Regions from separate parts of the Homo sapiens genome. Here region 2 is linked to region 1. A link is an interaction called in ENCODE POLR2A ChIA-PET data of the cell type or tissue named here. Cell type or tissue: MCF 10A. All regions are shown on one strand.

Evidence for each region. Peaks named below come from ENCODE experiments on the same cell type or tissue, not always from the same donor. Only the 100,000 strongest peaks of a DNase experiment are listed, where the experiment ranks them.
Region 2: POLR2A ChIA-PET joins it to region 1 with 5 read pairs; 15 of 35 experiments call an interaction of 5 or more read pairs at or near these places.

What each region holds. Positions count from the first base shown.
Region 1 is chr5:134,546,220-134,550,219 of GRCh38, reverse strand. The region is part of intron 3 of JADE2 (jade family PHD finger 2); the gene reads right to left. Among named protein-coding and RNA genes, the nearest start is that of JADE2, 23 kb to the right of the region's middle. RefSeq lists an enhancer at 768-1,767. In MCF 10A, no CTCF peak of the experiment used is centred here; a DNase peak (open chromatin) is centred at 2,479.
Region 2 is chr5:134,399,340-134,403,339 of GRCh38, reverse strand. It overlaps CDKN2AIPNL (CDKN2A interacting protein N-terminal like), which reads left to right. Exons shown (of 3, transcript NM_080656.3): 3 at 414-1,275. The coding sequence ends at 425. Among named protein-coding and RNA genes, the nearest start is that of CDKN2AIPNL, 11 kb to the left of the region's middle. In MCF 10A, no CTCF peak of the experiment used is centred here; no DNase peak of the experiment used is centred here.

The DNA of each region.
Region 1 (4,000 bases):
AATTGTTAGGACTAACACCCTAACATTTAATTAGGGTGCCAGTGTGAAAAAATTAAAACCAGATTACAATTAAATGCTAATTAAACAGAAGATGGAATGTGGCTAAGATTTCACAGCCCAGATAATTTGCATATCTTATTAGCAAGTAGTAAGACAGTTAATGCAAAAGGGCACACTCAGGCACTGCGTGCTTTTAGGGGGCCCTTCAGTAGGGGCCTGTGCCAGCGAAGGCCTCTGGAGACTCTCCTGAGCTCAGTAGGGCTGGGGCTGGGTTATTTCCCTGTGGGCCCCAGCACAGGACCTGGCAAGGAAGAACTGACCCCAAAGTGATTCATAACTACCTCAACGTTCTCCCCACCCAAGCAAGCCAAGTGCTGCATCATCCCAAGCCCTGTTGCTCTGAAGCCATGGAGAACCACACACTTGGGACAGTGCATCATTCTGCCCCAGAAATCAACCCTACAATAGCCCAGTGTCACTATGTGCCCTCTAAAGAGGCATAGGTGGGTTAGAAACCTTTTGCTGTTCTCTCATCCTGGGCTGTAACTTTTTTTTTTTGTTTTGAGACAGAGCCTTGCTCTGTTGCCCAGGCTGGAGTGCAGGTGCACAATCTCGGTTCACTGCAGCCTCTGCCTCCTGGGTTCAAACGATTCTTCTGCCTCAGCCTCCCAAGTAGCTGGAATTACAGGTGCCCGCCACCTTGCCTGGCTAATTTTTGTATTTTTAATACGGGGTTTCACCATGTTGGCCAGGCTGGTCTCGAACTCCTGACCTCAAGTGATCCACCCACCTTGGCCTCCCAAAGTGCTGGGATCACAGGTGTAAGCCACCCGCACCTGGCCTAGTTTTTATATTTTTAATAAAGACAGGGTTTCACCATGTTGGCCAGGTTGGTCTTGAACTCTTGACCTCAAATGATCTGCCTGCCTCAGCCTTCTAAAGTGTTGGGATTACAGGCGTGAGCCACCGCGCCCGGCCCTGGGCTGTAACTTAACTGTCGCCTCCTCAGGGATTCCTTCCTGATCACCAACTGAGGGAGTGCCAACTGCCTGACTGAGCCACTTTCCATCTCACCCCTGCCTCATTTTCTTTCCAGCACTTACACTCCTGAAAAGTACCTGGTCGACTCACATTGCTGGTTTCTTGTCATCTCCCCTGCCATGCCTTGTCCTGCTGTCGGCTATATTCTCAGTGCCTGGCACTGCATACGAGGGCCTCTCTGGGGAATTTTCTGATGAATCTGAGGCCCCTAGCTGGCTCCTGGCAGTGCTTTCTGAACCCCCATAAGCAGGATGAGATACCTCATGGATATACCCAGTGGCCAAAATCCCCAAACACATGGACCTGAACAAGCGCCTCTGAGCAACAGGCAGCCTTTGTTCTGCTGGGCTTTAAGCTCAAGGACCAGCATTCAGCCCAGGCTGGAGTGGGTGAGACCAGAGTGTCCCACCACACCAGCTGGTAAGATGTGGTCCAGACCCAGAACCAGGCCTGGCACTGAGAACTCAGGGCAGGAAGGGCTCCCAGGGTCAACTTCAGAGTCCCTTCCCACTACAGTTAGGGAGATTGTGGGAAGACAAAAGAGTCTCGTTCCAAGAGAGTTCCACGTTTCATCCTGGGTCATGCAGGGAGCAGGTGGCAGACTGGACACTACGGGCTCTAGCAGGCAGGAATCATGGACGCACAGGGAGGGCAGCACTGTCTTAATGGTGTCAGCCCATGCTTGCAGAGACTGTGTGCAGAGTGACAGTGTAAACGCTGTTCCTGAATTAATCTATTATTAGCCCCTCCACCCACTCTGTGAGGTAAGTACTACCATCATCCCTATTTTACAGTTGAGAAACCTGGGACTCGGGTTAATTAAATCACCCACCCAAGGTGTGCGTGCTGGAAGTGGCAAATGAACCCAGGCCAACACAACTCCTGCCCCTTTTGGCCATGTGCTCACTGCCTAATGCCCTTGAGTTAACTTGATGCCAAATCAGGTGACTTCTCCAAGGGTTGAAATATGCAAATCCGACTGTGGTCTTTGCAAGTTCCGAGGCCTCCAGTCGCTCTCCACTGTCCTCCCACTGTGCCCACACTGAACTGCAGAGCCAATGAGGCCCTGTGACCACACGGATGCACTTGCAGTCTCCCAAGCACATTTAACCCTTTGCACACGGGAGAACGCTGCCTGGGACACTACTCCCTTGCCAGAGTAAAGCTGGCACACTTCATCCTTAAGGTCTCAGTCCAGCCCACATCTGCTCTAGGAAGGCTTCCCCAATCCTAGGCTGGGTTTTGGGCTTTGTCTGAAGTTCTACGGCCCCTGTGTTAGAATCTCCTGGTTTTTTGCCATGTCTTCCCCACTAGAAGGGGAGCTCAATGAGGTCTGGCTGAGCCGCAGGGCTGGAGCCCAGCAGTGCAAGCAGGGTCTGGCACATGCTAGGTGCTGAGAAATCTTGAATGACTCAAGATCCTTCCATGGGCCAGCCACCTCCTTCTTTGGTTGCTGTCCAAGACTACAGCTGGGTACTCCATGCCTTCCAAAAGAGCCTCTGTGCATTTATATAAAAACTGCCCACAAATATGGCAGCCAATTGTAACCTAAACATCATTTTGTGTTGAATTTCCAGGAGGCAGGCTTGGAAAAGGCTTAAATGTTCTCCTAAAACTCCTTTGAATGATTTATGAAAACTAAATAAAGAATAAAATGGACACTGATGAACGAGAAGCCTTGCTGTGGCAAGAAAGTTGGAAGCTGGAAAACAAGCAATTTTCTTAGAATGTGAATGTTTACTATTTTTCTCTCTTTTGGCAGAAATTGACAAATTGTCTTTAAAGGTCTGCTGCCTAGCAACCAAGTTCTGCTGAGCTGCTTAGGAGATGTTAATTGTAGCTTCTTCAAACAGTATGAAGAAATGTTTAAAGGCTTCAAACTCTAATTGAATCACCAATCTGAGTGCTAGGGGTGCCAATGCAGCCCTGGAGGGGGCTAAAGAGTCTGCTCTGCCCAGATGTAGGGACGCTTCTCCAGAAACACATCACATGGCCTTGCCTTCACGTCTTTTTCTGAGACTGCAGATCACAACCATTCAAAAGTCTAGCTTTCTGTACCTATTTCCCTAGGAAGAACTCTGCAAGAAAGCAGAGCATGAGTGACCTCCAAGAGCAAATAAAGATAGTGACAAAAGGCAACTTTCACTGTGCACTAACCACATGGCCAGTAGACACCAGGCTACAAGGTTTAATATACAATCTCAAGATTTGTAGCTAAGATTTGAACACTTCATCCTGGGACTTTGGTTCTCTGCTTCCTTTTCTCAAGGGGTGAACTACTGTATCACAGAGTATTTCAAACTAAGAGGCACCAAGAGGAAATTTAGTTACTTAAGAGAAAAGCTCCAGCAGTTACCACACTACAAAATATAATTACTTGTGTAATTATATATACACATTTTTTTTTTTTTGAGACGGTGTCTCGTTCTGTCACCCAGGCTGGAGTGCAGTGGTGTGATCTCGGCTCACTGCAACCTCCGCCTCCCAGGTTCCAGCGATTCTCCTGCCTCAGCCTCCTGAGTAGCTGGGATTACAGGCACCGGCCACCGCGCCCAGCTAATTTTTATGTTTTTAGTAGAGACAGGATTTCACCATCTTGGCCAGGCTGGTATCGAACTCCTGACCTCAAGTGATCCACCCACCTCAGCCTCCCAAAGTGCTGGGATTACAGGTGTGAGCCACCACGCCCAGCCTATTTGTGCAATTATATTTTTAATGTCCATCTCTTCTAATAGTCAAGCTGCAAGAAGACAGGGACTGCATATGTCCTGTTTATCACTGTGCCTGCTTTTGGCACAGTGTTTGACACACAGCAGGTACTCAAGAAATGCTTGTGGAACAAAAATTAGCCAGTTATGGTGGCTTGCCTGTAGTCCCAACTACCTGGGGGGCTCAAGCGGGAGGACTGCCTGAGCCCAGGAGGTAGAGGCTGCAGTGAGCTGAGATCATGCCACTGCAC
Region 2 (4,000 bases), 150 kb after region 1:
CCTTCACATCTAAATATCCTGACTCAATGTGAAATGTTGTGAATTACTACCTGAACTGACTGCTTTTAATTTAGAACAATAAGTGTTTGTGTGACTCTGCTTTTAGAACCTTTCACTGCAAAGCATGCCAGAAAAAGTTGTATTTTAAGCATTTCCATTATCACTTTAAATTGTGAACATTTATAGATTGCAAGTGACAAGACAGGAAAATCAAGTTCTGGCTTCCAAATGGATGCTGTGGTCAATGTTTTGCTGAATTTTCTGTATGTTGTAAAATATTAATAATTTCTGAGTATACTTACTGTCTGGATAGTACATAAATATTACATCACTGCTATATTTTAATTTATGAAGATGAATTTGATTCACTGGACTACATGGTTATGTAACCTTTTCTTTTCTTTTTTTCCCAGCATCAAAGCTAAGCCAGAAGATTTATCACATTTTCATCATCAGCTACAGGATTAGAAAGGAGGCTGGGATGAATGTGACATAGACCACAGCAGCTCTCTTAAGACTCCTGGTATTACCAACATAAAGAGGCAGGTGGAATGAGAAGGACTCTGTCTAGATTGGCTTTTTTAACATTCTCATTTTCCCAGGAGTTATCACTGTAAAAGTATGCATGGATATTTATGTATTTATAAATCATGCACTCTAAGATGAGTTCATCAACATTGTAAAAGCCCTCTTTTCTGTTTTCAGGTTTTTTTTTTTCTTATCGACAAGGTCTCACTCTGTCGCCCAGGCAGAAGCACAAAGGTGCAGTATTGGCTCATTGCAGCCTCGAACTCCTGGGCTCATATTTTCAGGGTTTTTTGTTTTTTGTTTTGTTTTTTTGAGACAGAGTCTTGCTCTGTTGCCCAGGCAGTAGTGCAGTGGCGCGATATATTTTCAGTTTTTAAACGTCAGAATTTTTGTTTAAAATGCCTTTTTGGGCTGGGCACAGTGGCTTATGCCCATAATAATCCCAGCACTTTGGGAGGCCGAGGTGAGCAGATCACCTGAGGTTAGGAGTTTGAGACCAGCCTGGCCAACACGATGAAACCCCGTCTCTACTAAAAATACAAACAAAATTAGCTGGGCATGGTGGCGGACATCTGTAATCCCAGCTACTCAGGAGGCTGAAGCAGAAGAACTGCTTGAACCTGGGAGGTGGAGGTTGCAGTGAGCCAAGATCGCACCATTGCACTCCATCCTGGGCGACAAAAATGAAACACCGTCTCAAAAAAAATAAAAATAATAAAATAAAATGCCTTTTTGTTGTTGATGTAATAATGGCAGGTAATTAATTTTATAGTTTAGATTTTTCAACAATGTACCTTTAAGTGCGATTCTCTTTTATGGCCTTTTTCTTCCCCCACCAAGGCAAATCAGATCCTTTAATTCCTATTTCCACCTGAAATTTATACCATACCTATACCATACCCAACTACCACACATACTCATCCTTTTTTAAGAAATGAGAATCAAATCATAGACTTGAAGTACCCACCAGCTCACGGGAAGAGGCAGCCTACCAAAAAGCATCTGGCCTTAGTTTAAAACGAATTGACACAGGATTCCGGGGCTTCGTCCGGTCAGCCAGTTGATTTGTAAATTCTGTCTCCCAGACTGCTTTTCTGGAGGAAGCCTGAGGCTTGGGTCTTCTAGACTTGAGGAGCCACCTTGCACATAGCCTCTTAAGAAATACTTGTTGCAGTCCTGCTTTGCTCTGTGATTTTGGTCTTAATGTTCCTCAGCTAAGTGTCTGTTCTGTACCCCCTCTCTGCTCCTCTTTCTTGTTTAGTCCCCACCATTAAGGAAATAGGTCTAGGCATAAATACTGGGAGAGGGGCTTCATTTGGGAGGCAGTAGTGTAAGTTTATTACAGGAGGGGTCACTCAACAGTGGTAGGCACTGTGCTTGGTACTAGTGATAGTGGCAAATAAGAGACATTGGACCCTGCAGGCCGGGTGTGGTGGCTCACACCTGTAATCCCAGCACTTTGGGAGTCCAAGGTGGTCAGATCACAAGGTCAGGAGTTTGAGACCAGCCCAGCCAACATGGTGAAACTCTGTCTCTACTAAAAATACAAAAATTAGCTGGGTGTGGTGGCATGTGCCTGTAATCCCAGCTATCCAGGAGGCTGGGGCAGGAGACTCGCTGGAACCCAGGAGACAGAGGCTGCAGTGAGCCGAGATTGCACCACTGCACTCCAGCCTGGGCGACAGAGCAAGATTCTTGTCTTTTTTTTTTTTTAAAAAAAAGAGGCCGGGTGCGGTGGCTCATGCCTGTAATCCCAGCACTTTGGGAGGCCGAGGCAGGCAGATCACCTGATGTTGGGAGTTCGAGACCAGCCTGACCAACATGGAGAAACCCCGTCTCTACTAAAAATACAAAATTAGCCAGGCATGGTGGCACGTGCCTGTAATCCCAGCTACCAGGGAGGCTGAAGCAGGAGAATCGCTTGAACCTGGGAGGTGGAGGTTGTGGTGAGCTGAGATCGCGCCATTGCACTCCAGCCTGGGCAACAAGAGTGAAACTCCATCTCAAAAAAAAAAAAAAAAGAAAAAAAGAAAATGCATTTTCCTAATTTGAGTAGGAAGCTATGAAAAAAAGAGAAGAAGAAAATGCATTTCCATAGGTTTGTCATCGTGAATTCCATTTCTTTATATGATATGAAGCCCTGATAAAATAATAATAGCCTTTCAGGAATGCATCCACTGCATAAAGCAAGTTTAAATTGTGGAATGACTTCCCTTCAATTGCTTTTATTTATTTTTGTTTTTTCAGAGCCGGGGTCTCTCACTCTGTCACCCAGGTTGGAGTGCAGTGGTGTAATCATAGCTCACTGCAGCCTCAAACTCCTGGTCTCAGGTGATCCTCCTCCCAAAGTGCTAAGAATACAGGCAGGAGCTACTAAACCCAGCCTCCTTTAGTTTGTTTTTGAAGACTTCCTAGTTAATCAAAATCAAGTTTCAATTTTCTAATAGGTTTTCTCTCATTGTTTCCTCACTTAAACTGCTTTTCTTCTCATCTTTTACAATTTCTGTGGCTATCTCACATATAAAATTAACCAGTATTTTAGAATTTCATCTTTTATTTCTGGAATAGAAAGTGGCAAAGAAATCTAAATGTTTGCATTTCAGCAATACTTGTGGTATAGATAAAATGGCCCACTGTCAGCCTTGAAACAGTACCTTCTATCACATAGTTCATATACAGTCTTGCTGAAGACTTGGAGTGAAGATAGAGTGAGATCATAGGAAGGGACAAGTAATAAATAGGAGGAGAACTTTTTTTTTTTTTTTTTTTTTTTAAGATGGAGTCTCTCTCTGTCGCACGGGCTGAAGTGCAGTGGCGCTATTTCGGCTCACTGCAACCTCTGCCTCCCAGGTTCAAGCAGCTCTCCTGCCTCAGCCTCCCGAGTAGCTGGGACTACAGGCATGCGCCACTATGCCCAGTTAATTTTTGTATTTTTAGTAGAGACAGGGTTTCACCATGTTGGTTGGCCAGTATGGTCTCGATATCTTGACCTTGTGATCTGCCTGCCTTGGCCTCCCAAATTGCTGGGATTACAGGTGTGAGCCACCACGCCTGGCCTGGAGAACTTTTTTTTTTTTTTTTTTGTAAATCCAAACTACACCTAGAAAACTGCTTTCTGAAACATTCCTTAGTCTGTGGCTCACCTAATAATCCTCACTCAACCTTATCAGGAGGTAAGGATTCTGTCTGAACTCAGGATCCATTTGGATCGGTGGCCTACCTATGGGCAATGAGAGGAATCATATTAACTGTCACTGTCCATCCTCTGAGTCTTTGTAGTTTGTAGTAAAATACATACTGTCCCATATAAAAAATGAGAATTGTGTTACCCTAAATGTCAGATAATTTGGTGTTTCCCAGCTCTCCAGCTCTAAAGAATCTCTGCTGGGTATCCCTTTATGTCTGGAAGGAGACTGTCAGCTTCTGGTATCTGAGACCTGTGTGCCCTATAACATCTAGTTATGGCTATCGT